Linked DNA regions of Homo sapiens: region 1 is linked to region 2. A link is an interaction called in ENCODE POLR2A ChIA-PET data of the cell type or tissue named here. Cell type or tissue: GM12878. All regions are shown on one strand. Links, peaks and the distances in the headings refer to the core of each region. The heading gives the core; the rest is flanking DNA. Region 1 overlaps PEAK1 (pseudopodium enriched atypical kinase 1). Region 2 overlaps HMG20A (high mobility group 20A).

What was found. Peaks named below come from ENCODE experiments on the same cell type or tissue, not always from the same donor. Only the 100,000 strongest peaks of a DNase experiment are listed, where the experiment ranks them.
Region 1: POLR2A ChIA-PET joins it to region 2 with 8 read pairs; 2 of 35 experiments call an interaction of 5 or more read pairs at or near these places.

Annotation. Positions count from the first base shown.
Region 1 is chr15:77,278,576-77,283,968 of GRCh38, forward strand. PEAK1 (pseudopodium enriched atypical kinase 1) reads right to left here. Exons shown (of 10, transcript NM_001385026.1): 5 at 5,308-5,393. It also overlaps the pseudogene LOC646853. Among named protein-coding and RNA genes, the nearest start is that of LINC00597, 56 kb to the left of the region's middle. RefSeq lists an enhancer at 3,640-4,238. In GM12878, for the core only: no CTCF peak of the experiment used is centred there; no DNase peak of the experiment used is centred there.
Region 2 is chr15:77,437,880-77,443,272 of GRCh38, forward strand. The region is part of intron 1 of HMG20A (high mobility group 20A); the gene reads left to right. Among named protein-coding and RNA genes, the nearest start is that of HMG20A, 20 kb to the left of the region's middle. In GM12878, for the core only: no CTCF peak of the experiment used is centred there; a DNase peak (open chromatin) is centred at 2,702.

The DNA of each region.
Region 1 (5,393 bases), core at 291-5,290, 160 kb before region 2:
GAGACCAAGCCTAAAAAGGTCCCTGCAAAGAACGGAGAGAAGGTACTCAAAGGAGAAATGGGAAAAGCTGACACTGGCAAGGAGGGGAATAAGCCTGCAGAAAATGGAGATGCCAAAACAGACCAGACACAGAAAGGTGAGGGTGCTGGAGATGCCAAGTGAAGCACGTGCATTTTTGATAACTGTGTACTTCTGGTGACTATACAGTTTGAAATACTATTTTTATCAAGTTTTATAAAAATGCAAAATTTTGTGGGTTTTTTTTTTTTTTTTTTGAGACAGAGTCTCACTCTATCGCCCAGGCTGGAGTGCAATGGCATCATCTCTGCTCACTGCAACCTCCGCCTCCTGGGTTCAAGCCATTCTCTAGCCTCAGCCTCCCGAGTAGCTGGGATTAGACACACGCCACCACAACTGGCTAATTTTTGTATTTTTAGTAGAGGTGGGGTTTCACCATGTTGGTCAAGCTGGTCTTGAACTGACCTCAAGTGAACCGGCTGCCTCAGCCTCCCAAGGTGCTCGTGTGTGCGTGTGTGTGTGTGTGTGTGTGTGTGTGTGTGTTTCAAAGCTATGCTGTTAGCACACAGAACACTTACTGTTGTTTTTGGGGGAAGGGGCATATGTCACTAATAGAATGTCTCCAAAGCTGGACTGATGTGGGGAAAATACCTTTCCCTTCTAGCTTTGAGAGACTTCTTCTTGGATCTCAGGAGGAGGGATTCCCTGACTTAGATACACAGGGCCTCCTTGGCACAAAAGCCTGTGGGATGGAAAAACAAATTTGTTTTTATGTTCTTTTCTCCCTTTCCACCTTTCAGCATAGACTTAACTCCCTTTAACCCAGACATCTGCTGGGATCTGACCCCCAATAATTGGTTACCAGTGTGTCAGACAATCTGGATGTTCCAGTGATACCACTGAGATGGAGCCCCTCAAAGGAGCAGTGGTTCCATTTCCAGATTGTGGATCTTCAGATAAATTCTGTCATTTTCATTTCACTTCCTGAGTCAGGATCGGCTCGTGAAAAGTTGTTAAACAACATTCTAAATGTGAAATGTCAACCCTCACTCTAAACTTTCCCTGTTCAGAGCATCACATGAAGACTTCACTGGGTTTATAGTGGCTTTCTGATTTTTGGTAGTTCATTGAAGAAGGGAGTTTGAAAGTTGTTGTATGCTGTTAATGATTTTCTGCCCATGTCCTGCCTGAAATACCATGATTATTTATGGAAGGTATCTTTAATAAAGCTGGATACAGTTTAGCTAGGAAAAAAAATTCCATTTATACAATATTCTGGAACAGGTAAAACTATAGTGATGAAGTACAGATCAGTAATTGTTAGATGTAGGGAGAGATTTTGACCAAAAAGGGAAAGCCAGAAGTTTTCTAGGGTGATGGGACTGTTTGTTTCCTGTTTGTAGTGGTAGTTGTATGGATCCGAACATGTGTTAAAGCTCACAGAACTTATGTTAAGTCAGTTTTGGGCCGGGCATAGTGGCTCATCCCTGTAATCCTAGCACTTTGGGAGGCTGAGGTGGGAGGATCACTTGAGGTCAGGAGTTCGAGGCCAGCCTGGCCAACATGGTGAAATCTCAGTCTCTAGTAAATACACAAAATTAGCTGGGCATGGAGGCAGTCATCTATAATCCCAGCTACTTAGGAGGCTGAGGTACAAGAATCGCTTGAAAACGGGAGGCGGAGGCTGCAGTGAGCTGAGATCATGCCACTGCACTCCAGCCTGGGCAACAGAGTGAGTGAGACTCCATCTCAAAAAAAAGGTCAGTTTTACTGTATGTAAATCTTAAAAATTAACAACAAAATAAAATAATTTCCCATCAGAACTTTTTAAATTCTATCTTCAATTATTTAATAGATACATAAAGTGTATTCTAGTCTTAGTTCTGTTACCACCTATATAACACTTGAGGATGTAGCTTCACACCCTTAGTTTCACTTTGCAAAATGTAAGGGGATAATCAAATGATTTCCTTTTTTTTTTTTTTTGAGCCTTTTCTTATTCTAAAACCTATTCCTATTCCATGTTTCTGTTAAATTTTTATTATTTTAGAATTAACAAGGAACACAAAATATTTTAATGTACTCAAGTTGACTCCACAAACTTCCTTCAGACAGTGTGGGCTGGCTTGCAATATTCTTCTTATTGGTTTTATGTGATCTTTTATGAGCTCTAAACATTTGACCTTACTTAGTAGCTTTGTTTAGATGATTATTAGATAGCACTCTCATCTTTGGAATAATCAGGCTTCTGACTATAAGAGCTGTACAAGATTTCTATTTCCTGGCTGGGCATGGTGGCTCACATCTGTAATCCCAGCACTTTGGGAGGCCGAGGTAGGTGGATCACTTGAGGTCAGGAGTTTCGAGACCAGCCTGGCCAACATGGTGAAACCCCATCTCTACTGAAAATACAAAAATTAGCCAGGTGGGGTGACACCGGTAATCCTAGCTACTCACCTGTAATCCCAGGAGGCTGAGGTCAGAGAATCGCTTGAACCCAGGAAGCAAAGGCTGCAATGAGCCGAGATTCGCCATTGCACTCCAGCCTGGGCAACAGAGCAAGACTCTATCTCAAAAAAAAAGTCTATTTCCTTTATTATATCAGACCATGTCTATATTTGCTGTAAAAAAGTATGTGAACTGCCATTTCTGCCAGCCAAATGATGCCTATTGTTATTAATTTTTATAAGACATGGTATTCATATTGCTGGAGAAAAGAAAGTAAGCCATTGTTACTGAATTCATTCAATATAATCAAAAAAATTTTTTTAACCCTACATAGAAAATCTGGAGTCCCCAAATCTTTTGCAAAGATCTTCATTTCTCCTATAGAAGAGCTGCAGACTAGCAATGTATTATACTACCAAATCTTATATTAAAATGTTCTGTTTATATATAAGAATAAGCAAAGCTATTGAGGAAGTTCATACAATTTAAGAATCAAATTTAATAACTTCCTAGAAAACCCTCATTGCAATTAGCAACTTTTCATTTAAATTTTTTTGGAGATGGGTTTTCATAAAAGAAATAAAAAGACCCAAGAGCAAATTATTATCTCTTTCAACAATACTCTCAATTTTGTACAGGAGAATAATTTTTGAATATTTATGAAAATCATCCAAATTTCTCACATTGAGAATTAAGAAAAATAAACGTGGCATACATAAGCTAATGAAATATTCAATAACTACTTGAATATTTATACTTACTTGGTACTATTTTTCTCCGATAAATTCAAATAACTGGGCAACTCAAAGTGGACTGATCTTACAAATGCAGGCCAACAGATTCTGTAATTCTCCTTTATTACCTATACTTCTATTTTTTAAAACTCTGAATCAACCCATTTAATTCTTTCAAATACAGCATGAAGAAATAAAACGAAGCCCTGAGCTATATCTAATCATTTAATTGCTAAGCAGCAATACACTTACAAAAGAAAAAACCAATCAATATTTCCATATAATTCTATCACCATGTTAAACTTTAAAATAACTTGGTCAAGAAGGAAGCTATAAATCAAATTTATTTCCTGTGTGTTTAGATCACACACCCAAATATACACATACATACATATACACACAAATCAACAGCTCCATATTTCCCTTATTGCCATCCTGAGGTTTACTGAATATGACATCAAAGAGTTCCTCGAATTTCCATACATCTAAGAACTTATCTCATTTTTAGAAAATATCCTGGCACAGAAAGCAGACTACATAGAAATAAATCTACATTAAAACTAAATAATCAATGGCTAGGAAAAACACTTAATTTAATGCTAACGAATTTGTCAACATGACTCATTAAAAAAAATTTACTGTTTCAGCAATTTCTTTATTGAAATAGTTTAAAAAGTTAAAAGGCTTTGTGTATTAAAACCATGCCTTCTGAATCACAAGGCCATCCACGTGTACAAAGGGAATGCTTTAATAAGAATGGGACACCAGCCTGGAAGCCTGGCTTGCTTGCAGTTGACTCTAGATCAGGAATTCTTTAAGCCTAAAGCCAAACAAGAGAAACTCACAAATCACAGGAAAAAGCCCAGTCATCTTGAAAAATTCCAAACCCTCAGTTAAATGTCATAACTTTTTTATGAACACTAAATCACAATGGGCCAATGAGAAACTAACAGTAGTCCTTAAAATGACTACAGTCTGGGTTAGCAAGACACAATCATATTATAATAGGTAAAATTTAATGAAACTGTGTTAGGAGTTTGAAGTTTCCAGGAAACTAGCTCCTGAGTTATCTCAAAACAAAAACCAAAAAATTAATTACTATGAAGGGTCCTCTTCATCTTTTCCTTTAAGGCACCATTAAAAAGTGGCTGTAAAAAAAACCTTTGCATATGTTTTGAAGTCATACATAGAGCTGAGAATTAAAAACTAGCTCTATTCAAGTCTGTATCAAATATCATTTTGAATTCCATGGATCTGTGATGGCATGAAAATGGGTACGCAATAAGAGGTGGAGCTCTGTAGGGCAGGGCATCAGGAAAGAACATCAGCAGCTGGGCAAGAGAATCTTATAATGGACTCTTAAGAAAAACAGACTTCAGAAAGGACATAATACATTTTTCTTCTCTAAAATAAGTCAAATCTCAAAATGTTGCTTTCAAATTTTGTTGTATATCAACTCCATCCTTTGCTGTTTTCCTTATTTGATTAGAACCATCTGGGAGATCCTCCTTTCTTTTATTAGTTCTACAGAAAACATGCAGTTAATCATCTTAAAAAACACTTTTTAATATAGAACAACTGGAGATTGTATTAATGATCAAATTTTCATATCTGCAGAGAAAGCACCATCATACCATGTGGTCTAGAAAGTCAGTTTCTTTTAAAGGAAAGACAATTTAGAAAAAAAAATTGTACAAGAAAAACTGCTCATACCCACATACTAGTTTTAAAATTATTTTCTTTCCAATTAAAAAAATACTAAAAAGTTACACAGTTGTAGCTCTACAACTACAAAGTGGAAATAAAAAAGAAAACCCACTTCAATAAAGGCAATGAAATAATTAATTTTACGTACAGCTTAGCTTCCCATGCTTATTTATTCATTTTCAAAGTATCCTTTTAAATTAACTGAAATTTTCCTTAGCTCACCTACAATTTATGAATACTTTATTATAAAGTATGATTTCTCTTTGCATTAGTCAGGATAACGTATGTGGTTGATAAACACAAGGATATTAAAAGTCAATTATGCTTATTCTTAATCCAGGAATAAATGAAAACCAAAATTAAATCAACTCATAGACCTTATTACTTGCCACTTCCTTACCTCTTTGTTACTGTTATTTATATAGCTGTAGTCATTACTACTTTCATATTAGAAAATGTTTGTTTCTCCTTCTTGGATTTTTTCAT
Region 2 (5,393 bases), core at 97-5,096:
TGAAACTCTTTAAAAGTAAAGATAGAGAGTTCTCAATAGCAGTCTTGACTAAATAACTTTGTCTTCTTTTCTAGAACTGCAATTTTGTTCGTTTTTTTGAGACAAGATCTGGCTCTGTGGCCCAAGCTGGAGTGCAGTGGCATGATAACTCACTGCAGCCTTGAACTCCTAGGCAAAAGTGATCCTCCCGCCTCAGCCTCCCAAGTAGCTTGGACTGCAAGCTCATACCACCACACCAAGCTAGGTTTTTAGTTTTAATTTTTTTTTTTTTTTTTTTTTTTTAGAGACAGGATCTGGCTATGTTGCCCAGGCTGGTCTCAAACTCCTGGGCTCAAGCGATCCTCCCACCTTGGCCTCCCAAAGAGCTGGGATTACAGGTGTGAGCGACTGGACCCAGCCAAACTGCAATTTTAAAAAAATACATAAGGGCCCTACAAAGAAAAGTTAGTCTAATCGCATTTGGTTACTCCTGAGATTTACAATATTGTTTGTAAATATTATTAACTATTTTAGTCACATAAATATGCCATAATGCAACCACAGTAAGTATATGACATGTCTTTTAATCAGAATAATCAGAATAAAGCAAAAAATGACCATATTTCACAATATTAATGTATTCACGTGTTTTATAGGTTATACACATCTATTATGATTTGATATTACAAGATACTCTGCATTTTCTTATATAGCTTGGGTTTGCTTTCTCCATCTTAGATGTAGTTTTTAATTATTGTTTTTGAAGCTGGTTTTAATACAATAAGATGCTTAATTGTACGTTTGGTAGAAAATTATAAGCACAACAATTTGAAACAGCTTTCAGGCTACTAGCATTTCCCAAAACCCTTGAAAAAATGCCTGTTTACTACCAATTTTAAACCAGATAAATTTCATTTCAAGAGAAAATGTTTTCAAGTTTCTTTTTTTTTTGAGACGGAGTCTCCTCTGTCACCCAGGCTGGAGTGCAGTGGCGTGATCTCGGCTCACTGCAAGCTCCGCCTCCCTGGTTCACACCATTCTCCTGCCTCAGCCTCCCGAGTAGCTGGGACTGCAGGCACCTGTCACCACGCCCGGCTAATTTTTTTGTATTTTTTTAGTAGAGACGGGGTATCACCGTGTTAGCCAGGATAGTCTCGATCTCCTTACCTCGTGATCCACCTGCCTCAGCCTCCCAAAGTGCTGGGATTACAGGCGTGAGTCACCACGCCCGTCCGTAGGTTTGGAGTTCATTATAAAGAATAACTTTACAATTGTCAGAGCTATTGAGAAGTGGAAGTAGACATTCCCAAGAGAGGCTTTCAGGTTGGGGGCTGAGCCTTGGTTGTATGATTGGACTCAGTGATCTTTGTGGGACCTTCTAATCTTGGAATTCTCATCTTAACCAATGCTGCTTTTTTTCTTTTACTTTTTAAAACTGTGGTACATACAGTAAAGTACAAAAATCAATGAATTTTTACATAGATATATATGTGCCTGTGAATATTTTCGTCACTCTAGGAGGCTCTTCAGTCATTACCTTCTCTCTCCCCACGAGAGATAACCACTATTCTGATTTCTGTCACTATACGGTTGTTTTACTTGTTATTGAGCTTCATATAAATATATTCATAGAATATTTATTCTCGTGGGTCTGGCTTCTTGGCTCATCATTATATCTATGAAATTCATCCATGTTGCATGTAGCAGTAGTTCAATCTGTATAGTATTCCACTGATTTCATTGTAGGACTATATCATAACATATCCATGCTACTGTTGATGGACACATGGGTTGGTTCCACTTTGAGGCTATTATTTAAAAAGCTGCTATGAACATTCGCATACATGTCTTCTGTTGGTTATATACACTCATTTCTCTATGATATATTACTAGGAATGGAGTTGCTGGTTCATAGGATAGGTGTATTTTAACAGATATTGCTAAATAGTTTTCCAAAATGATTGTCCCCATTTAGATTCCCAGTAGCACCGTCAGAGAATTTCAGTTCCTCTCCATCCTTGCTACCACTGTGTATTGTCATTTTTTTTTATTTTAGCCATTCTGGTGGGTATATAATACTGTCTCTTTTTCTATAGCTATTGATCATTTGGATAGTCTCTTTATGAAGTGCTTGCTTTGTATTTAGCCCCCTTTTTTAAAAAAATGGGTCATTTATTTTTAATCTTAGTGATATTTAGGAGTTCTTCGTATATTCTAAATATGAGTCTTTAGGGAATATATGTATTACAAATATAATTTCCCAGTCTGTGGCTTGCCTTTTTACTCCTTTAACATGATCTTCTGATGAACAGACATTCTTAACTATAGTGAACTCCAATTTGTCACTTTTCTCTAATGTGGTTAGTGCTTTGTCCTCTTTAAGAAATCTTTGCCTAGCCTAAGATCATGAAGACATTTAGACCAACAATTCTTAAATTGTGGTATTAAACTAGATAATAGTGAACTTTTGTTGGTTTACACACACAAAAAGAAGTAAATGGATAGAAATGTACTGTTTTCTCCCATAATTTATTTTGAAACCTTGGGTATTAACTATAAATAAGTAGATAATGATGTTACTTAAATCTGAAATTTATTAACTGAGAAGGTGTCAGTTAGGATAGGCTAGGTTATTGCTATTTATATTGCTGTGGTAATAAACAACCACAAAATCTCAGTGGCTTTCTTTTCTCACTTATGCTATTTGTCCAAAGTGAGTCAACATGGGGCTATGCTATTTGTGGTCACTTAGACAACCAGGCGGATGTAAACTACATTATAATATATACTTCCACAGTCACTGTATTCAGGGGAAGGAAACATGGCAAATTGCTTATAGACTCAGATTTTCTGCCCAGAAGAATCATATGTCACTCACTTTCATTGCCCATGAGTTACATGGTCCTTGTGTCTTCTCTGAGGCAGTGAGGAAGTTTCCTCTTATGTTTCTGAAAGGAGATCTAAATATTTTTGAATAGCCATAGTGACTATCACAGTAAACATTTGTAAGTTACTTAACCCCTCTGTGGATCAGTTTGTTCACTATAAAATAGGTGCTAATGATAATATCTACTTGATACGGCAGATGTGTGGATTAAGTGGTATCATACACGTATAGCTCTTAAAATAGTGCCTGGTACTTAGTAAGCAATAAATTCTTGCTGCAATTATTGCTATCATTATTGTTATTAGGCTCTTACTATATGATGACACCATACTACCTGCTTTATTTACACAGATTACTTCTTGAGATAACTTCTATATAGTATGTACTATTACTCTTCTCATTTATAGGATAAGAAAACCTTGGTTTGGAGCTTTTGACTAGCTTGCCCAAGTTCCACAGCTAATACGTAAAAGATGAGATTGGAATCTAGGCAGTCTGACTCCAGAGCCCTCAGTATAAACTGAGACTCCCTCCCAGATAGCAAATAAATATGAACAGAATTCAGAAGTGCATACCATGCTTAGAGAACTCTGTGTTTGTTTGTGTACATATATGTTTATGGTTGTGATTTTATATTGAATTTTTAATATATTCCTATTTTCTGCTAGTTTGTTAGTGTTTCTAGTTCATATAATTAAATATACTGTTTCTCAGTATTCTATGTAGTCTGACAGCTAAACAAATTTGAAGTTGATTTTGTTCTTCATGAACAGGTGAAAAAACTTGAGCCAGAGTCATTTAGTGATCCCAGAAACCAGTTAGTTGGTAGTATATCCTGAACTCAAAGTCAGATTTCCTGACTTCGATTCAGAGCTCTTCCTACTGCCTCAGGTTGTCTCCTTGTAGTTTATGCAGCATATCATCCTTTATCAAATATTTGAGATGCTTTTTGTCTCCAAATTTTGAGTGAATTTGTTGTAGAAATCACAGTTAAGCTTTTTTTCCCTCATAGCTCACATTACTACATCTTGATTGTAATTTATCAACTTTGTCTTTTAAATATTCTAATGTTACTAAACACCCAGGGCCAAATTAAATATTTGGACAGAGTTTCTAGTAAGAATAAATGCCTCCAGAGAAGCTTCTGTGGAAAAATATTGTAATGATGAGCTTGAGAGTACCAATAACTTTTCTTTTTCGTGTAAGGCAATTTAGAGTCCAATTTCTGAAGGCACAGAGATGCCAGTGGAATTAGAGATGAATCAAACACATTACATTTTAGGTTTATCTTAAGGTATATTGGCAAGAAGTAAAACAACAACTTACCAAAAGCTTGTTACTTTTCCTGCCAGTGACATAAGAATGTACATATAACAACCTCAGATATATTGTAATTTTCAGAGTTAAACCTCTTAAGGAAATGCTGAGCTCATTTTCCTGGTCTGTTTTCCCATAATTAAATGGTATTCTTGTTTGATAATTTCAGTGTATTTTCATGTAACTTATCTGGAAAGTTAATAGGACATAAATTGAGTTAGAACTTCTCAATATATTGCTATATAGTGGAGATATTCAATAAGGAAGTCACAACACTTTTTTCCCCTCAGTATCAAAATATGTCAGTTATCTGTCAAGAAAATGAACTGAATCTGTGCTGTGTGTTATTGCACTCATGGGGAAATACTGTTTTGAGGCTACATGATCCTTGTCCTGGCCTCGTGCAATTTAAAACATTAATTCTTGTGTTAAAATAAATACTGCTTTATAAAACTGACTGCAGAATTTAAGGGAATTTTTAATATAAAGCATGAGGTTTATAAATTGTGCCCTTACTCTCCCTGCTAGACATGCGTACTCTTCTCTGCCCTATAGTCCTAATTCTGATGAGAGAGAGAAAGAATATATCATTAGCAACTATCTTTAAGGCATCTTTCAGCAATAAGCTAGAAACTCCTTGTTTGTTTGTTTTTGAGATGGAGTCTTGCTCTGTCACTCAGGCTGGACTTAGAAATCCTTCTAATGGTGTTTTTCTGGAAAGGGGAGTATGGAGAGTCTGGCAAAAAGGGAATTTTAGCTCTACGTGTAGCCATATTTTTTTTACAAAAAAGAAACTAAGTATTGCATGTGAAATTAAAATTTAATTTTAAAACATCTGTGATCCTTGATGGCACTTTTCCTCTTTCTTTAAAGTAACAAAACCATACTGCTGAAGGTTGAGTTTAAAACAAAGATTGGAAAGTAATTATTCATAATTTCACCACCCTGACATAACTACTTTGAACTTTTTTTTTTTTTTTTTTTTTTTGAGACAGAATCTCGCTCTGTAACCCAGGCTGGAGTGCAGTGGTGTGATCCCTCATCACTGCAACCTCCACCTCCCAGGTTTAAGCGATTCTCCTTCCTCAGCCTCCAGAGTAGCTGGGATTATAGGCTCCTGCCACCATACCGGGCTAATTTTTGTATTTTTAGTAGAGACAGGGTTTCACCATGTTGTCCAGGCTGGTTTTGAACTCCTGACTTTAAGTGA